2 separate regions of the Homo sapiens genome follow, and region 2 is linked to region 1. A link is a loop called in an ENCODE intact Hi-C map of the cell type or tissue named here. Cell type or tissue: PC-9. All regions are shown on one strand. Links, peaks and the distances in the headings refer to the core of each region. The heading gives the core; the rest is flanking DNA. Region 1 has its middle 14 kb from the start of EPB41L4A-AS1. Region 2 overlaps SLC25A46 (solute carrier family 25 member 46).

What was found. Hi-C counts contacts between places; a loop is a spot of excess contacts. Peaks named below come from ENCODE experiments on the same cell type or tissue, not always from the same donor. Only the 100,000 strongest peaks of a DNase experiment are listed, where the experiment ranks them.
Region 2: it touches region 1 in a loop (14-fold over the local background); 12 of 110 quality-filtered maps call a loop at or near these places.

Annotation. Positions count from the first base shown.
Region 1 is chr5:112,137,755-112,154,374 of GRCh38, reverse strand. It overlaps a transcript of EPB41L4A not described here. Among named protein-coding and RNA genes, the nearest start is that of EPB41L4A-AS1, 14 kb to the left of the region's middle. In PC-9, for the core only: a CTCF peak has its summit at 7,245 (motif pointing right); a DNase peak (open chromatin) is centred at 7,264.
Region 2 is chr5:110,755,815-110,759,334 of GRCh38, reverse strand. SLC25A46 (solute carrier family 25 member 46) reads right to left here. Exons shown (of 8, transcript NM_138773.4): 7 at 2,576-2,633. Among named protein-coding and RNA genes, the nearest start is that of SLC25A46, 19 kb to the right of the region's middle. In PC-9, for the core only: CTCF peaks have their summits at 1,806 and 2,011 (motif pointing left); no DNase peak of the experiment used is centred there.

The sequences.
Region 1 (16,620 bases), core at 6,251-8,750:
CAAAGTACAAAAAATACATTTATAAGTAGTGGGAACTATATAATTTTAGCAAAATGAAAACCTAATGATCATCGTAAAGCCCTGAGTGCGTTGTACAGAGTGTATTCACTGGTGCTAGAAAGCTTACTATGAGTCAGGTGAACTGGAGGATAGTGTTGTGAATGCTCTCTAATGCCGCAGTAGTGGAAGATCCACTTGTCTCTGGGGATTGCAATATTGTATATGTAGTTTAAATTAGCCAGTTTATATCCACACTTACATTATTAATTAATTTTACCTCTTCTAATACTTATTATTACAGTACTTCCCAATATATTTAAATGTTTTTCAATGTTTTACCAATTAACTTGGCCATATTGGTGTGTGCCAGCTACATATCTGTTTCTAAGTATTTTTGCATTTTCTTCTTTGACTTTTGAGTTATTTAGAGATACATTTTTAATTTTCACTGTATGGAGTCTTTTTGAATGTAAGTTATATTTTTGTTATTTATTTTTAATAATAAATAATAAGTAATAAAACTATAAGATTTTGATTTTTTGAAATTTGTTTTGGGTCATAATAGGTGGTTACTTTTTATAAATATTCTGTGGTCTCTACTTGTATGCTGTGTTCCATAATATGTCCTTTGGATCTAGCTTATTAACCATATTATTCCAATCTTCTATATCCTTACTGATTTGTAATCTGCTTGATCTATCAGCTATTGTGTGTTTTAAGGTTTCCCATTATGATATGGATTTGTTAATGTCTCCTTGTATTTCTGTCATTTTTTGCTCTCTCTCTCTCTCTCTCTCTATATATATATGTATATTTTTTCTTTTTCTTTTCTTTTGTTTTTTTTTTGAGACAGAGTCTTGCTCTGTTGCCCTGGCTGGAGTGCAGTGGCGCTATCTTGGCTCACTGCAACCTCCGCCTCCCAGGTTCAAGCAATTCTCCTGCCTCAGCCTCCCGAGTAGCTGGAATTATAGGCGCATGCCACCATGCCAGGCTAATTTTTTGTATTTTTAGTAGAGATGGGGTTTTGCCATGTTGGTTGGCCAGGATGGTCTCCATCTCTTGACCTCGTGATCCGCCCGCCTTGGCCTCCCAAAGTGCTGGGATTACAGGCGTGAGACACCATGCCCGGCCTCTTTTTCTTTTTTTTTAAATTTTTGAGACAGGATCTTATTCTTTCACTCAGGCTGGAGTGCAATGGTTTGATCTCGGCTCACTGCAACCTCCACCTTCCAGGATCAAGCAGTCCTCCCATCTCAGCCTCCTCAGTAGCTGGGACCACAGGCCCACAACACCATGCCAGGCTAATGTTTGTGTATTTATTAGAGACATGGTTTCACCATGTTGCCCAGGCTAGTCTCGAACTCCTGAACTGAAGCTATCCACCCGCCTTAGCCTCCCAAAGTGCTGGGATTACAGGCATGAGCCACTGCACCTGGCCCTGTATATATTTGAAATTATGTTATTATATTGCATCCATATTCATACAATTGATATATCTTCCTAGATAATTAAATTTCCATTAATATGTAATCTTTGAATCTGGTAATTTTTTTTGCTTCGAGAATTTTTTTCTTCATGATTTCACATGAACTTTTATTGGTGTGTATTAGTGTGCTTTATCTTTTTTCCTCCTATTACTTTCCATTTTTGTGTCCTTATAGTATAGCTATGTCATTGTCATCTTAGTCCATTCCTGCTATAACAAAGTAACTTAGACTGGGTAATTTATCACAACACAAATTTATTTTTTACAGTTTTGGAGGCTGGAAAATCTGAGATTAAGGTGCCACAGTGTTTGGTGAGGGCCCATTCCTCACAGATGGCACCTTCTTGCTGCATCCCTACAATGTGAAAGGGGCTAACAGGCTCCCTCAAGCCTTTTTATAAGGGCACTAATCCCATTCATGACATAATCACCACCCAAAGGCTCCACTTCTTGATACCATCACCTTGGAGGTTAGATTTCAACATACGAATTTTGGAGGGACATAAACATTCAGACCATAGCAGTAATGTAAATATCATAAGATTGGATTTTTAAAAGATTCTGTTTTATAATCTTTTACTTAGAATATTTGGTTCACTTTTATTTAATGTAAATATTATACCTTTGTTTTAATTTCTACCATTTTATTTTGTTCTTCCATTTCATCTCTCTTTCTTCTATGTTTTTTTTTCTCTTTTCTTTTTTTATATTTTGGTCTTGTATTGGATTTGTTAAAAATTGTTTTTATTTAATATTTTTCTCCTGTCATAGTATGGAAGTTATATGTAGCCAAATTATAGTTTTTCAGGAATTCTCAAATTTTAACTTGCATATCTAACTCAAGAAAGACTAAATATGGCTGGGAATGGTGGCTCACGCCTGTAATCCCAGCACTTTGGAAGGCTGAGGTGGGCGGATCACTTGAGGTCAGGAATTCAAGACCAGCCTGGCCAACATGGTGAAACCCTGTCTCTACTAAAAATACAATAAATTAGCCAGGCGTGGTGGCATGTGCCTGTAATCCCAGCTACTAGGGAGGCTGAGGCGGGAGAATAGCTTGAATCCGGGAGGCGGAGGTTGCAGTGAGCTGAGATCGTGCCATTGCACTCCAGTTTGAGCAACAATAGAGAAACTCTGTCTCAAAAGAAAAAAAAAAAGACTAAATATATAAAATAATATGGGACTGGGTGCAGTGGCTCATGCCTGTAATCACAGCATTTCAGGAGGCCAAGGCAGGTGGATCGCCTGAGCTCAAGATTTTGAGACCAGCCTTGGCAACATGGTGAAACCCCATCTCTACAAGAAATACAAAAATTATCTGGGTGTGATGGCACACACCTGTGGTCCCAGCTACTTTGGAGACTGAGGCAGGAGGATCACTTGAACCCTGGAGGTTGAGGCTGCAGTGAACTAAGATTGCACCACTGCACTCCAGTCGGGGCGACAGAACAGGACTCTGTCTCAAAAATAAATAAAAATAAAATAATATACAAATATATATAAATATATATTTATCCTCTTCTTGAATAAAAAAAAAAACAAGGACCTTAGAAATGTCTGATGCTAGCTACCCTTTACCCCACTTAGGGGCTATTGTTCAGTATTTTAATTCTATTATTGTATATTTTTAAACTCACAAATTTGACATTCTTATCGATTTATAGTCATTAAATACTTTTTTTACGGGTTACCACTTCTTTGATCATCATTCTCTCCTGCATCTCAGACCATCTATTCAAGATAATTTTTTTCTTAATGAAGTATATACTTTAGAAAATATTTCTACTCTAATTGCAATCTTTCGACCATCAGCATCAACATCACTTAGAGAGCTTATTAGAAATGCAGAATCTCAGATCCCTCCCCAGACATAATGAATAGCAATTTATATTTTAACAAACCCCCCAGGTGATTCATATGCAAATTAATGTTTGAGAAACACTGCTTATAGGCTCATTTAGTGAGGGTCTACTCATGCTAAACTCTCATAGCCTTTATTTGTCTGAAAATGTCTTTGTTTCACTCTCATTTTTGAAAGGGATTTTGCTGGGTACATGATTTTAAATTAATGGTTGTATTCTCTCAGCACTTTGAAACTATTACTTCCTATAATAAGAGTGAATATATAAAATGAATATGCCTTACATTTTATGGAAAAAGTCACAGGTCAGTCTAATGGTTGTTCCTTGCCAAATAATCTGTCTTTTCTTCTCTTTTTCTTGGATGATCTGAATTTTATTACAATATGAGTAGATGTGAGTTTCTTTTTATTTAACCTAGCTATGATTAACTGGGATTCCTGAATCAGAGACTTGGTGTTTGTCTTCTTCAGCTTTATCTTCCAACTCACTAATTCTCTTTTCAGCTGTTAATACTGAGTTTTTAATGTCAGTTATTATACATTATTTTTCTAGGAGTTCCCTTTGTTTTTTTTCAAAGATGTAGGTAATTTAGGATATCTTTTGCTTTTTTGTTATGCACCCTCTTTTATGTCTTGAAATAGATGAAACACACTATTCAATACTCTGATACTCTGATTGACAGGGTCTAACTCTGTTTTAGCTGACTGTCACTTGTTGCCCATTTTCTCGTGGGTTTGTCATTTTCTTTTTCAATGTGAACTGATGTTGTTTGGAAATTAATTTGTGATAACCATTTGAGTCTGTTCCTCTAGAAAGCCTTTATGTTTGTTTTTGCTGAGTACTTGGAGTATCACTGACTTGGGAGCACTCAGACTACACATAAGTGTAAATTCTTACCCCATCCTACATGAGGGAGGGCTGGTGTTAGTCATTTTCAAGGAAAACTTTCCTCCCTGTTTTATCATTTTTCATACTACATAGGCTAATCATCCCTACTGTTTCTCTTCTGTAGGGTGATCTCCCTCCTTTCCATTCACTTACTGAGGATGTTACCTTTCAGGGAACAGACGTTATGCGTGGGTCATAATCCTATCACATTTTGCACAGGCCTCATGTCTTATCTCCTAACTCCCAAGTGGCCCTATGAAGCCTAAGCAATAAGCCACTGGGGTGAGCAAATGTCCCAGGCAAATCCCAGCTCCAGAACTTGCTTTGGATTCCTGTTATTTTTTATTTGTGGCCTCTCAGGACGTCCCATATTTTTCAGCCAACTCAGACACGCATTTAGAACAATATTTTAAAATATTTTATCCAGTATTTTTATTTGTTCTGAATTATAGGATTTCTCTGCGTAGCTCTACTGCCATATTGCAGGCACAAAGCACCTTTTGAGGTTTTTTCAATTTGTTCCTTGAAAAACTATCCAGTTTAAGAACATTAGAAGGGCTTATCACTAATCCTGCTTTTTCAACTAACAAGCTATGTATAAACGTAACAATTCTTTCCAAAATAATTCATAATTTAGAGTGCTCACAAAGTCTCTCTTTTTCTTTTTGAAATGGAGTCTCGGTCTGTTGCCCAGGCTGGAGTGCAGTGGCGCGATCTCAGCTCACTGTAACCTCTGCCTCCCAGGTTCACGCGATTCTCCTGCCTCAGCCTCCCAAGTAGCTGGGAATACAGGCACGTGCCACCACGCCTGGCTAATATTTTTGTATTTTTAGTAGAGACAGTGTTTCATCATGTGGTCAGGCTCAAGTCCTGACCTCAAATGATCCTCCTGTCTCAGCATCCCAAAGTGCTGGGATTACAGGCATAAGCCACTGTGCCTGGCCAGAGTCTCTTTCTTAAAGTAACTTGATCTAATTCTTTGGGAACCTGACAAAATTATATTCAGTAGTTCGTTTAAAATAATAAGATGATGAGAATAGCCAGAACAATTCTTTTTCTATTGCTGCTGCACAAATTCACCCAGAACAATTTAGAAAAATAGTAGTGAAGGAGTATTAACTCCTTTTAAAATACTAGATATGAAATATTCTGAATTTTACAAGATAATTAAATTAGCATGGTAATTGCACAGGCATTCCCTGTCAATGAAATGGAAGATATAACTCAGAAACAGTTCTTAGTGTATGCTGGACCTTAGTCTTAAAGTAAATATCCCAAATCAGCAGAGGAGGGAGGACTTATCCAACACACATTGCTGGCAACAGTGATTTGCCATTTGGAAAAAACAAAAAAGAGATTTACTTGATATTAAAAAGCAAAATAATGTCTATGTAGTTTAAAAATTAAATGGAAAAAATCACGATAGAAAGGCTAAGTGAAAATATTTTATTGTAAAAAAAACTTACTAAACATAAAAATCAATGGCTGTTTCTCAGAGGTGGCAAGAAACTGGTTACAATGAATGATGAAGTAACAGAGACTTTTCTTCCCTTTTGAACCATGAGAAAGTGTTACCTTTCAAAACAAATATTACCTTTCAGAATAAAATGTATTTAAAAAATAAATAAAAAAATGGAATAAGAAAATAATTGGTAGTCTTGATTTGGGAAAATCTAAAACTGTTCTGTCACTAAAGTAATAATTAAAGAAAATTCCATGTATCAATTGGTAAAATTCTTATAATAAATGTAATTAAAAGAAATATAACCCTAATTTTAAAATATTCACATTTATCCATATGAACACTGGGAAATCATCAGAGCCAAAGTCAAAAAGAGACATTTCACAAAAGAGAAACATGAATTCTAAAACATATCAAAGAAACCTATGGAAACTACTTTTGTATAGTAATACTACTAAACTATATTATTATATTATATAGTAATACTATTATATTATTATATTATATAGTAATACTATTATATTATTATATTATATAGTAATACTATTATATTATTATATTATATAGTAATACTATTATATTATAGTAATACTATTTAACTCCCAATTTTCTGGTGTTTGCGTTTATTTTTTAATTTATTTTTGTTTTTTCACTCTGTCACCCAGGCTGGAGTGCAGTGGCACCATCTCAGCTCACTGCAGCCTCCACCTCCTGGGTTCATGCAATTCTCCTGCCTCAGCTTCCCAAGTAGCTGGGACTAAAGTCATGTGCCATTTTGCCCAGCTAATTTTTGTATTTTTAGTAGAGACAAGGTTTCACCACGTTGGCCAGGCTGGTCTCAAATGCTGTAATGCTGGCATTACAGGCGTGAGCCACCGCGCTAGGCCTGTTTTTATCAAAAGCCAGGTAGGCCTATATTTGGAAAGGCCTTGTCTTTTTCATTCATTTTTTTCTTATTTTGGGGGTGTAATTACCCTTAAATTTTTTTCTCTTATGGAATTTTCATTATGGATTTGCTAATCTTTTTTTTTTTTTTCTTGAGACAGAGTCTCGTTCTGTTGCCCAGGCTGGAGTGCAGTGGTGCAGTCTTGGCTTACTGCAGCCTTTGCCTCCCGGGTTCGTGATTCTACTGCCTCAGCCTCCCAAGTAGCTGAGACCACAGGCACATGCCACCACACCCGGCTAATTTTTGTACTTTTAGTAGAGAAGGGGTTTCACTATGTTGGCCAGGCTGGTCTCGAACTCCTGACCTCAGGTGATCCGCCTGCCTCGGCCTCCCAAAGTGCTGGGATTACAGGCGTGAGTCACCGCACCCGGCTCAGATTTGCTAATCTTTATGCTAAATGTGTTCACATAAAAATGATGTGATTAAATAAGGTGTGGTTTGTCTTAATTTGATAACACAGATTTTATGTAAAATCTCTTCTCCACCACCATTTTATAGATCGTACTTGAAGTGCTGACTTGTCAATGACAGAGATACTGAATAGACTGCTAAATGAATACTAATTCAAGACATTCCTGGGTCTGATGTTACTACATGTAGAAAACCACCAGGTGGCAGTACAAGCCAAGCACAAAACCCACACTAATTTAGAGCAGCACATTACACTTTACACATTACAGGATTACACTTTAATTGGAATAAATGAACAACTGAATAGTCATATTGGAGTAGAATCACCACATTTTCCAGGTGTTTTAAACCTGGTTTTTATATTTTTCATACTTGTTTTTCCAAGGTGAGGCTTTTCTTTAAATAAAAGTCTCGTCTAATTAATAGAAAAGACCTGTTAAGGTTACATCTTATGCATTCCAATTCAGACAAGTATGAAACATCTTTGAGTGGTAAGATTCCTGTACTGCAGACTCTATGTTCTAAGCTAACCAGGAGGATAAAGCTGGTGCTTCAGTCTGCAGCCAGCTTGCCAGTAGCAACGAGGGTTAAATTATTAATAGACCTTTCTTCTGTGGTTAGGCAGCTCGACTGGTCTTAATTTTTTTTTAAGTCAGGTATGATTTGGTTGCTGTGCTTAGTCACACATCTGGAAATAAATAGTTGCTAGACAAAAATAAATTTTTTATATTTTTATGACTAAATATATGTGGCATGTGTTTCATGTCCACACATTGCCAAGGATATTTTTAGAAAAATCTGTTTCCGTCAGTAACCTTGCTGTTAGCTTGATGGTGCAAGAGTCTTTGGGGAGCGCAAACAGCGTTGGAAGATCCTCTGCTCCTGTGGGACACAGAATTACTCAAACAGCACTAAACACAAAACCTGGGTTTCTAATGAGTGGGCTGTTCATGTATTAATGTTAGTATTTGGTTTTAGCCACTGAAAGAGAATTGCAGCTGTTCCATTAGAGATCTGAAGTCTGTCAAATGGGTGAGTTATATTTCTGAACTTGAAATTGAGAATATGAAACCTTCCCAGAAATCATGGTGAGCCCAAGAATGGCTGAAAGGCAGAAGTTTGAGGATCGCGATGCTTGACATTTCTAAAAAGGGGGAGTAGTAATTTCAATAAACTTTGGTCTACAATAGTGAATGTGGTCTCGATTCTGTAAGACCCTATCAGATGAATGGGTGAGTAGTCCCTAGAGGCAGTAGCACCTACTTCATGAGAAGCCAGATTGGGTTTGACACTTGTCACAGCAAACTTTTTTCTTTAACAGGGTGTCCAGACCTCCAGACCTAGAAAGGGCAGAGAACTTGGAAATCTGAGTTTGAACAAGGCACTTCAGAAGGTCTCTCATAATACACTTCTGGATGAAGTGATATTGGGGCTGGGATGTAAGTGTAATTATGTATATTGATAATTGTCTCAATAGCTATTTAATAGATTGATATCAAATGGAGGAATGTGTCTAGGGTTGTTCTTGGCCTTTTTCTTTAATTCTTTTTACAGTGATTTGGTTGAGGATGTTGTATGCACGTTTATCAAATTTGGGATGATGTGAAATTAAATAGAATAAATTAAATGGTCAAATCAAGATCCTAAGTCTTAGGCTGGTTAAACTTGGTAGTATAGCAAGAATTGTTTTAAAGAGACTACATGTAAAGGCCACTACATGTGTCCTAAAGTCAATAGCATGTATACAGGATAAGTAGCTGTGACAAATCTGAAGAAGACAGGAAATGTAGTTGGCAGTGAAGATAGTATAAATCAGTTGTGTACAATGGCTGTCAGCAGAGTTAACTTATTTTTATTTATTTATTTTGATTCATAAAAATACAAAATCTCCATCTCAAATAGCATTCATTTAGCAGTTTCTTCAGTATCTCTGTCATTGACAAGTCAGCACTTCAAGTAAGATCTCTAAAATGGTGGTGCAGAAGAGATTTTACATAAAATCTCCGTTATCAAATTAAGATGAACCACACTTTATATAACCTCACTCTGTTGCCCAGGCTGGAGTGCAGCAATGTGATCTTGGCTCACTGCAACCTCCACCTCCCAGGTTCAAGTGATTCTCCCACCTCAGCCTCCCAAGTAGCTGGGATTACAGGTTTGTGCCACCACGCCTGGCTAATTTTTGTATTTTTAGTAGGGACAGGGTTTCGCCATGTTGGCCAGGCTGGTCTCAAACTCCTGACCTCAAGTGATACGCCCACCTCGGCCTCCCAAAGTGCCGGGATTACAAGCATGAGTCACCACCACGCACAGCCAGAATTAACTTACTTTTTTTAAACAAAGTTAATGTTAACTTAGGTTTCATTGATTAAAAAGTGTGGCATGGCAAAGGAGTGAGGGGATCCCCTCCCTCTTCTCCTGCAGGCTGGACTACCCTCTTTTCAATTCTAGGTGCTATAACCTCAAGTGGGGCATGGGCACAAGATTACATATTCATACATGTGACATTTATGTCACACATTCAACTATAACAGCAGTAGCAACAATTGCAACACCCATGGCCCCAATGTCTATCACCTGGGATGTCATTGCTACTTTCACCCAATTTAGATATAAATGACCTCTAGGTTTTCTTCTATCTCTACAATCCTACGATCCAGCTCACAAAAGATATCATCTTTGAGGATTAGGTGTAAATTCAGCCATGGCCAGTAAAGCCTCTAAAATCTCTGTATCCAACCAAGACCAGGCGCGGTGGCTCATACTTGTAATCCCATCAGTTTAAGAAGTTGAGGCTGGCAGATTGCTTGGGCCCAGGAGTTCAAGACCAGCCTGGGCAACTTGGCAAAACTCATCTCTACAAAAAATTAGCTGAGTGTGGTGGCACACACCTGTAGTCCCAGCTACTTGGGAAACTGAGGTGGGAGGATCATCTAAGCCCTGGGAGGTCAAGGTTGCAGTGAGCCGTGATTGCACCACTGTACTCCAGTCTGGACAACAGGGTGAGACACTGTCTCAAAATAAATAAAATAAAATCTCAGTGTCTAGAACACCAAAAGCTCTATGAGAGTGCAATAAGAATATTTGTATGTTGGTAAAAGAATGGGAAGTTAAGTATAATAAAATGCTTTTCCTTAAAAGTACATATCTATTGGGTTGATTTCCCTCATATTCCCAGGGCTGCTCCATATCAGGGTGGTTAAAATAATTTTAAGGAATGATTATAGGGAGAAAAGTAGGCACAGAGCCCTGAATTCTGTTTCTGAAGGCAGTTTATTTTCTGCCTTAGTGGACTATAGGCTTCAAGTCCAAAGATCCAGTCCAGTGATAATAAGGGGTGAATTGGAGGGTGGCCATAGCATAATTTATTATTCCAGGCTTCTGGTAGTATTGTCTTTGGCAACTGAGCACATTTCCCCCTTCTTTTCTATGTCTTCAGTGCAGACTCTGCTTTCTCCCTGTTTATACAGGGTCAGCACATGAAGTGATGTGGACAGAGAGCCCCACCTCCTTGGCTGCTGTGGTTGGTTCAGGTATTAACACGTGACTCAAGCTGGGCCAATTGGAGCCCTTGTCTGGGACTTTTCTATATTGGAGTCAATAGGGAAAATTGCTGTTGCTTCTATGTTCCTGGCACTAGAAGAATAGCTGAGGATGGCTGACTTTATCTCTTGTAGAGAAAGCCTGTCTGCAATAGTAAGAATGAGGCCAACACAAAGAGAGACAGGGAAGATAGGGGAGAAATGGTGATATTGAGGTCTGGATCTCAGTCTGTCTGACATCAGTGCTAATGAACCACTCCTTTTAAAATTTAAGTTGATTTGTATTTGTCATTTATATCCTGACTAATACAGCCTTCAGAAAGAAATATTAGAAAAAGCACTGTCATGAACTATTACTTCATTAACATAAAAACAGATCATTTTGGTATGATGATAATAAAAGTAGCAACAATCCATTAAGAATCTACTATATGTTAGGCACTGCAGTAAGTGCATTACATATTTTTTTCATTTAATCTTCACAACAACCTATGTAGTACCTGTATCAGTTTGCTATAACTGTATGACTAACTGCCCTGAAACTGAGTGGCTTGAAACAATAATTTGTTTAACTCACAAGTCTTTGTCTTGGTTGGGTAACTGTGGTCTGGACCAGGCTCAGGTGATCATAAATGGGCTTGCTAACGAGTCTGCGGTAAGTTGGCAGATTTCTAGGACTTACTAGTCTAGGGTGGCCTCATTCATAGGTGTAGAGTTTGGTCACCTGGGCACACAAGAGTGGATATTGCCTCTCCAGCAGGCTAACCCTAGCTAGTTTCAAGCAGGTGCCAAATGAGTGAGTGGAGGCATGTGAATCCTCTCATGGCTCACTCTTGGCACTGGCACGCAACTACTTCTGAAGCATTTTCTTGGCCCAGTTTCAAGGAATGAGGAAATAGTCTCTATTCTTAATGAGAGGAACTGAAAAGTCAAGGAGAGTGGATATAGAAAGGCATGGAAACAATGGGAACACAACTATTCTATTATGAAAGGTATTATGTGCATACACTTCAAAAGTTAAGAAACTTACTCAAGGTCATAAAGCTAGAAAGCAGCAGAGACAGGATTTGGGCCTTAATCTTCTGACCGAAAATCTCATTCTCTTTCAACACTTCTTTCTAATATTGCTGATTGATCTGTGCAGTCCAGATGTCACAGTGTAATTAGTTTCTAAAATAAATCTGTTCTTAGATTACTTTTGAATGACTTCTAAGTTATTATAAAAAAGTTCTTTGTTGTAATAAAGGTATTAACTTTCCATGAGTATATTCTTGACCCACACCCATAAGCATTTTTGCTCATATTTGTATCCACAATAAAATGAAGTTCATATTTTCATCTTGTAGCACAGTATCATTTGAATTACCAGATGCTATTTTAGAAGACTAGCTAAAATAACTTGCAGTACCTAGGAAGTTCTTAAATGGTGCTTACAGGAACTTGACTTCAGACAAATGGGAAGCCAGAAGATGGTGAATGAAAGGATCTATACACTAAAAAGAAAGCTGTCGACAGACAGAAGAAAGAGAGCTGCAGGACAGTGGAACTCCATCCCGTGGGATTCGAAGGAGAGGAGTAGTGGTAAGTGGCTATTATTTAAGTTGAGGAGTCTTAGAACCTAGTGTATAAGGCTCTGTGCATATCCCAGAGCCAGCCTTCTCCAAAGAAACTCAAAAGGGTAAAATATGGGGAAGAGAGACAAGGCACAGAGAGTCTGGTATTGCTCCTTAAGCAAATGCCCCACATTGTGCTTCTACAAAAATAATTCGGCTCAAATCCTCCTTTCATGTCTCACTTGGAAGTCTGAGTGTTACATTTATTCTTCTAGAATAGTTCTCACGGTGTTGTTGGGGGAGGAGGGTGGTCACCTAGGCAGCTTTATCTCATGAAATTCAGTGACTGAAATGCACAAATTGCTGGGAAGAAAGCAAGATCAGGAGGGTACAGAATAAAACAGATGGTGGAAAACAAAAGGAGGCAACTGCCAGGAACTTTCTTCCTGCAACTGACTAGGGACTTCTTTCAGAAAGTAACACAAGGCAAGCTGAACTGAACATTTTGGAACATCTCAGAGATCGTTTGGCTTGAGGCGAGATGACTGGGACCTCACCTTTGGGAGACAGACATGAGAAAAGGGAGTGTTCAAATGGTTTGAGGGAAACAGTGACAGGGAATTAAAGGAGGAAAAGCAGAGGGATATCTATGGGTTGGTAAGGAAAGCAGATTGTTTTATGAGTTATAAGCTGAATACTGGGGGAAAAGGTGATATGTATAGTTTTAAAGCATCATTAATATCTTAAATGTTCACATTTTATTTATCATTTTGGTAAATGTGCCACTTTAAACACCAGAATAGTTTCTGATTTTGGAATCTGGTGGTCAGGATGAGATGGGGGTATGGGAAGAAGTGCAGTGTATTCTCATCACCAGTGGGGACCAGACTGGGATTACACTTTCCCTGACAGGTTTCTTAAGTGATTTGTTTTAAGACAAGGTGTGCATTCTGTGTTCAGAGCCACACAGAATCTTGGATTTGGAGAATCAGTTTCCCCTCTGTTCTGTTAGCCTTCATCTGCATGCTAGCCTTGGATGACTCTGAAAAGAGAGTGTGGCCATTCGGCCTCTAGGTCAGCAAGGTTTGGTCTAGAGTCAAGCCAGGATCTTAGGGCTGTGGTACCTGACATTACTATATTCCATGTTTGATATTTGGTATTTGGTTGTCACCTAACTGCAGACCTCTTTCCCTAACATCAAAAAGGTACAGAATTCTAACCATAAGAATAAGAATTCTATATAAACCCAAATCACTTTTCAATATGGACCATTTGAGACAATAGATCTTTTTATAATATTAAGGAAAACAACCCAATGAAAGTAAAAGAAACCCTCAGATCAGTATCTATTAGATACAAATGTGCCTCAGAAAGGTGACCAAAAAAATGTTCAGGAAGGGCAACCCTGCTTAATCAATTTAAGCTTTTAAATTACAGGTTTGAGCTGAAGCAATTACTTTATTGATAAATATAGAGAAAATGCCAGCCATTGGAACCACTTAACTTGCATTTGTTCAAAGCACTAAATCAATTAGAGAAAATTTTGTAAAGTTTGGAATTTTACTGTAATGTTACACACACTCAGAATGAAAGGGTTGTTGAATCTGCATATAGATATATATATAATATAGTTACTGTAATGTGACACATACTCCAAATGAAAGAGCTGTTGAATCTGCATATATATATATATATATATATATATATAGTTTTGCAGTAGTTGACTTCCTTCCAAATCTGCAATTTAAAAAAGGAAGAATAGTAACCAAACATTAAAACAATTTTACATCCTTTATCTTCAAGTTTAGTTGAAGATATTTGAAAAGTCAGGATAGTTTTTCGTCTTTAGTGGCTTAGACATGTGTAGAAAACCAGAATATAATTCAGGTATTTTCTACAGTATTATTGTTACTAAGTATTATTCTTTACAAATTTATAGATAACAGCTGCCTCCAATTTTGCTGTCTACAAAGAGATATCCATCTGTGGTGGCTTCCTTTTACTCTTTGAGTTTCTGAATTTTTATATCATAGGCGAACTTTGCTCATATATGTATTTATTTTTAATTTTTTAAAATATCCCTTTTAATTTGGAAAAACTTCAGATGTACAGAAAAGTTGCAGAGTGTATAGCAAGGTCTTGTATATGCTTTACAAATTTCCTTCTAATGTTAACATCTGTAGTGGGCTGGACTGTGGCCCCCAAAATATGTTCATATCCTAACTCCCAGAGTCTGTGAATGTGGCCTTATTTGAAAATAAAAGGTCTTTGTAAATGTAATTAGGTTAAGAATCTCAATATGAGATTATTTTGGGTTGTCCACTGTGGGCCTTAAATCCAATGACAAGTATCCTTATAAGAGACACACTGAAGAGAAAATGCAGGGAGAAAAGGGAAAAGACTAGTTTTTCTACTGATATCCCTTTTCTGTTTTAGGATCCAATCCTGGGTAGTACATTGCATTTAGTTGTCATGTCTCCACAGTCTCCTTGTGGTCCGTGATAGTTTCCTAGTCTTTCCTTGTTTTCCATGATCTTGATAGTCTTAAGCAGTACTGGTCAGGTATTTTGAAGAATATCCCTCACTATGGGTTTGTCTGCTGTTTTGCTCATGATTAGACGAGGCTGTGGGTTATGGGAGAGAGTATCACAGAGGTGAAGTGCCCTTCTCATCACATCATATTAGAGAATATAGTATACCTATCCACATGACTTATCACTGGTGATGTTAATCTTGACCACTTAGATAAGGTAGAGTTTTCCAGTTTTTCTTACAGGAAAGTGACTATAGGTTGAGCTTTCCCTAATCCAAACATTCAAGATTCAAAACACTTCAATATTTGAAATTTTTGAATGCCAATATGATGCCACAAGTGAAAAATTTCATATCTGTCCTTATGTGCTAGGTCCCGGTCAAAATGCAATCACATCACACACAGTTTATTCAGCATCCCAAAGGGAAGAAAGAGACTTGAGCCCTCTTCAGCTGCAATATATATTTTCTGTACATGCCCAGTTTCCTCCATGCAAGCACACAAAAGAAGTGTAATAAAATGGCACATGTGCAGGCCAGACATGCCATTGGCAGGTTCCCCCCAATGCCCTATGTGAGGCCAAGATTTATGTGCATTCCTTACTGTGTTTTTTTTGCTTATTCTATGCTCTGTGGTGTGAAGATATTGTTGAAAATGTCAAAAAAAAAAAAAAAAAACCGCCTGTTTATACCCCTTGGGCAACAGTGGTAAGGAAAAGAGAAAGCATTTTTACTTATCCATAGCACAGAAAGTCAAGCTGTTGAAGAGACCAGGTAGCAGTATAAGTGTGAAACATTTTACAGAAGGGTATAGTATTGCAATGACCACCACATATGACCTAAGAAACAGAAGGATAAACTGTTGAAGATCTATGTGGAAAGTGGTGGACAGAAGTTAATGAGAAATAGAAAAACACTGCATAAAGCTGAACATGAAGATCTTGATCATGTGTGAACAGAGTGAATCCATCAGCACTGCAGTGAACATGTGCCACTTAGCGGTATGGTAATCAGGAAACAAGCAAAGATCTATCACAACGAACTGCAAGTTGAAAGGAACTGTAAATATTCAACAGGCTGGTTGCAGAAATTTAAGACATTGAAGAAAAGACTTGGCATTAAAGATTTGTGGTAATAAAACATCTGCTGCTCATGAAGCAGTGGAGAAATTCATTGACGAGTTTCCAAAGGTTGTTGCTGATGAAAATCTAATACTAGGACAAATCTATAATGCTGATGAAACATCACTGTTTTGATGTTATTGACCCAGAAAGACAACGACTACAGCTGATGAGAAAGCCCCTAGAGGAATGAAAGATACCATGAACAGAATATCTGTGCTCGGATGTGTTAATGCAGCACACACACATAAATGTACACTTGCTGTGTAGGCAAAAGCTTGTGTCCTTGCTGTTTGCAAGGAGTCAATTTCTTACTAGTTCATTATTATGCTAACCAAAAGCCTGGATCATCAGGGACATCTTTTCTCATTGGTTACACAAACAATTTGTACCAGTGGCTGAAGCTCACTGTAGGGAAGCTGGACTGGATGTTGACTGCCAGTATTATTCCTTGACAACTGTTCTGCTCAGCTTTCAGCTAAAATTTTCATCAAAAGTAATGTTGTTTATGCCATGTACTTTTCTCCAAATGTAATTTATTAATTCAACCATATGACCAGGGCATCCTTAGATCAATGAAAAATACATTTCTTGAACAGCATAGTAGCGTGGTGAACAGAGGCAAGTGTGTGAAGGTTTTCAAAAACAGTTTAGCATGAAGGATGCTGTCCATATATGCTGTTACCAACACTTTGAACAAAGTGACTAAAGACACAGTTGTATATGCCTGGCGCAACCTCTGGCCTGTGACTACGTTTAGTGGTGGTGGAGAACAATGTGACAACTTTGAAAAATTCTGTATGTCAAATAAGAAAAA
Region 2 (3,520 bases), core at 621-3,120, 1.4 Mb after region 1:
CATGTTGATCTTTACACAAATGTCACCTTCTCAGTGAGACCTTTACTTATCTTCTTAAAAAAATATTAACCGCCCCTCCCTACCCATTACACATCCTATTTGCCTTCCTTGCTTTATTTTTGCTTTCTTTAGCAGTTAATCGCCATGAAATATACCTTTTATTTAGTTGTTTATGTCTACTTTCCCCATAAGAATATAAGTGCTATGAGAACAGAGCATTTTGGTTTTGTTTGCTGTTGTATCCCCAGGGTCTATAACAGTACCTGATATAGGCAAGTACTCAATAAACAATTGATACATTTTTTTTAAAAGTTTAGCAGTTAAGATAATCTGCAAATCTGAAAGGTAAAGTGATGTAATTAAAACCTTGGTTTAAAACTATAATAAGAAGTCTGAAGTTGATTTTAGGGAATATGAGTCAATATGAATCCTTAATCAGTAAAAGGATATATATAAGTATTGCAACTTGAAAACAATCTTGTATGAGTATTGACTTTTAAAATGTGGAGACTAGTACAAGGATTTCTTTCTTTCTTTCTTTTTTATTTTTTTTAAGACAGAGTCTTACTCTGTCACCGAGGCTGGAGTACAGTGGCGTGATCTCAGCTCACTGCAACCTCTGCCTCCCGGGTTCAAGCGATTCTTCCATCTCAGCCTCCTGAATAGCTGGGACAACAGGCGCCCACTACCACACCCGGCTAATTTTTGTATTTTTAGTAGAGATGGGATTTCACTGTTGGCCAGGCTGGTCTCGAACTCCTGACCTCATGATCCGCCCACCTAGGCCTCAAGGATTCTTAATGAAGAAATAGATAACTACAAAGTTCATGATGACTGGGTAATTATGAAGGATGAAAGAAATGTAAAAATAAAAAACTTTCCTAAAACAAAAACTAAAGTTTTGAATCTTTAGTGTGAAGATAACAATAGTATCACTAATATATTGCCAAGGAGAAGAGGTTCTAAAGGAAGCTAATTTTTAGAGGGACAGATGAGATTGTTTTTAAAAGTTGAGTCTGAAGATTTAACTCACATGAGATTAGAGCTAATGATTCCTGTGAATAAATTAGCTCTTTCAGAATAATGAGTATAGGATAAAAAACAGAGGGTCAAGGATTGGGCCTTAAGGTATAAGACAAGAGATGGCAAAGGCATTATTGAAAAAAGATGTTCAAGAGAGAGAAATCTAAAGAAAAAAGAGTTCTAGAAAAGCAGACAAAAGAGATCAAAAGGAGTTAGCAAGTGGAACTTGAAGCAGGAAACAAGGAGTAAATACTGGGTTAAAAAAAACACATACACAGAAAAAACCCTATCACATAGTGAGCCGGGCACTTATATAAATAACTCATTCAATGTTACACGTCAGTTATTAAAATACTATTCACAATTTATGGATAAGAAAATTATAAAGGTTAAGAAATCTGTCTAAAGTCCCAGGTCTAATTTAAGCAGAGAAATGTGATAATGGGTCTGTCTCAAGCTAAAAATTGTTTTCCCCAATAAATCATTCTGCTTAGTTGTTTTTCCTTAAATAATTACCTTCCTGACATTTTTCCCTTACCTTTAAAATGAGGCTATCTCATACAAGTGACAACTCTGTAAATTCTATAGCACCATACAAAAATTCATCATTTATTTAACACAATGCCAAATGCAAGGGGAAGGGAAAGTATGATTTGGGTCGCAAGACACTAACTTCAGTTAACTGAAGTTAGTTCTAACAGAAATAATAATAATAATAATCATAAATCAAAGATGAATGATACAGCCAGAAAAGAAACAAGGTAGAAAAGAGTAATTAGAAGAGCAAAGGCTGATCCAGTGCGAGTTTTTACAGAGAGGGCACTCACATATACTAGAGAAAAGAATATGCTAGAGGATCTGATGTGGAAATAGAAGACAGGTGTACAAATAGTTGGATTTTGTATACAGGTGAAGTAAAAACTACCTTCATCTTACAGTTTTAAGTGTAGGAAGGAGGGTAAGACATTTAATTAAATGTACTTGAAGCGCCACCATGTGGTTAGGAATAGTAACACAAGCAAACAGAATTTCAAGTGCTAGCAGAAAATTGCTTCAGCTTTGTAGTATTTACCACACCCAATAGTATCAAATGTCACTTAAAGGCATGTTTTAAAAGAATCCTGTCAGTAAACTACCTGTGGGGACAACCTGCTTCCTGTTCGGATGATTATCCATCATGTTTATTCTCAGGTAATTATTAATTTACTGTCCAATGATAAGCCATAACCATCTGAGTTGTATGTAAGGGCCTTAAAAAGTTTATAGATTCTTTGTTTTCAGAGCAAGTTATAGGCTGTGTTCTGAGATGTCTAAATGAAGAGTATAGTTGCCTATGGAAAGGACAAAAATAATTAAAACTAGAAGTGTGACTTAAGATACCAATGGAAATATACAGACAAGCAACGTGCGATATAACTGTGATATTTATAAAATAAATATTTTAAGACATAGTCTTAAAATTTTCTGCTGAAATGTTAGATATCTACAATATACTGAATAGTCAAAAAACTATTCTTAAATAAAAAAAAAATGACAGTAAAAAAAAGCTCACCTGCACTGTTTCAATCAGACTTGCTGAATAAAAAGGCATTGCCACCACGTAAGTTAGGCTATAGAAATTAAAACAAATTTATCAGTATACTGAAACAAGATGCTTATACTAAATTTTTTAATATCTGCTTTAATATGTCAACATAATTTATAGTCAAGCTAGAATAATCTTTTTAAGGTTTTCAACTATTAATACCTACAGCCTAAAAATATTAACTTCAGAAATCTGTAACGTAGGATGCTTTATTCAACAGAGATGAAAAAATCAAATGATAAAACAAGGACAGCCTGCAAAGAAAATAGATTGGACATCTACCTACACATAGCTAATGCAGCCTATAAATCTAAAACTTAAAATTGAGGATGAGGGATCCATTCCATAGTTTGCCTTTTTAGTGATATTTGAGCAAGTAACTTTTCTGTTACTATCCTCTTATATCAATTCCCAGATTTCCCATCCAGCAGAGTTAGGCCAGTCTTCAATGGTGAGTGAAGTCCCTTTTATTATTAAAAAAAAAAAAAAACATTATACAGCTTTGCAAAGTTGTTTCCTATCACCAATATTTAGACATAGTAATATTACAACTTTGCAAGCCTGCAAAATATAGTTATTCAAAATAATATCAAGGTGGGACTTACCTAACCCTTATGGGCCAGGTCCTGGCAAGTAGTGGTTTTCAAGGTGAATGGAACATCACTAAGTAATAATGTGCTGGAATGTCCCACTGAGGGAGCCAGCAAGCTGGGGGATTTCCAATTCACAATCTTCAAAAAAAAAAATTAAAAAGTGAAGAATAAAATTCTAATCTACAAAAATGGTTACCGTTGTAAAATCACTAAGTGCCTTCAGGACTACATTTCAATGTCACTAAGGTTTTTTGGGTTTGCTTATCACCATACAAATACATTTGCATCTCTGATTAACAATAAAATAGTTATACTTTCT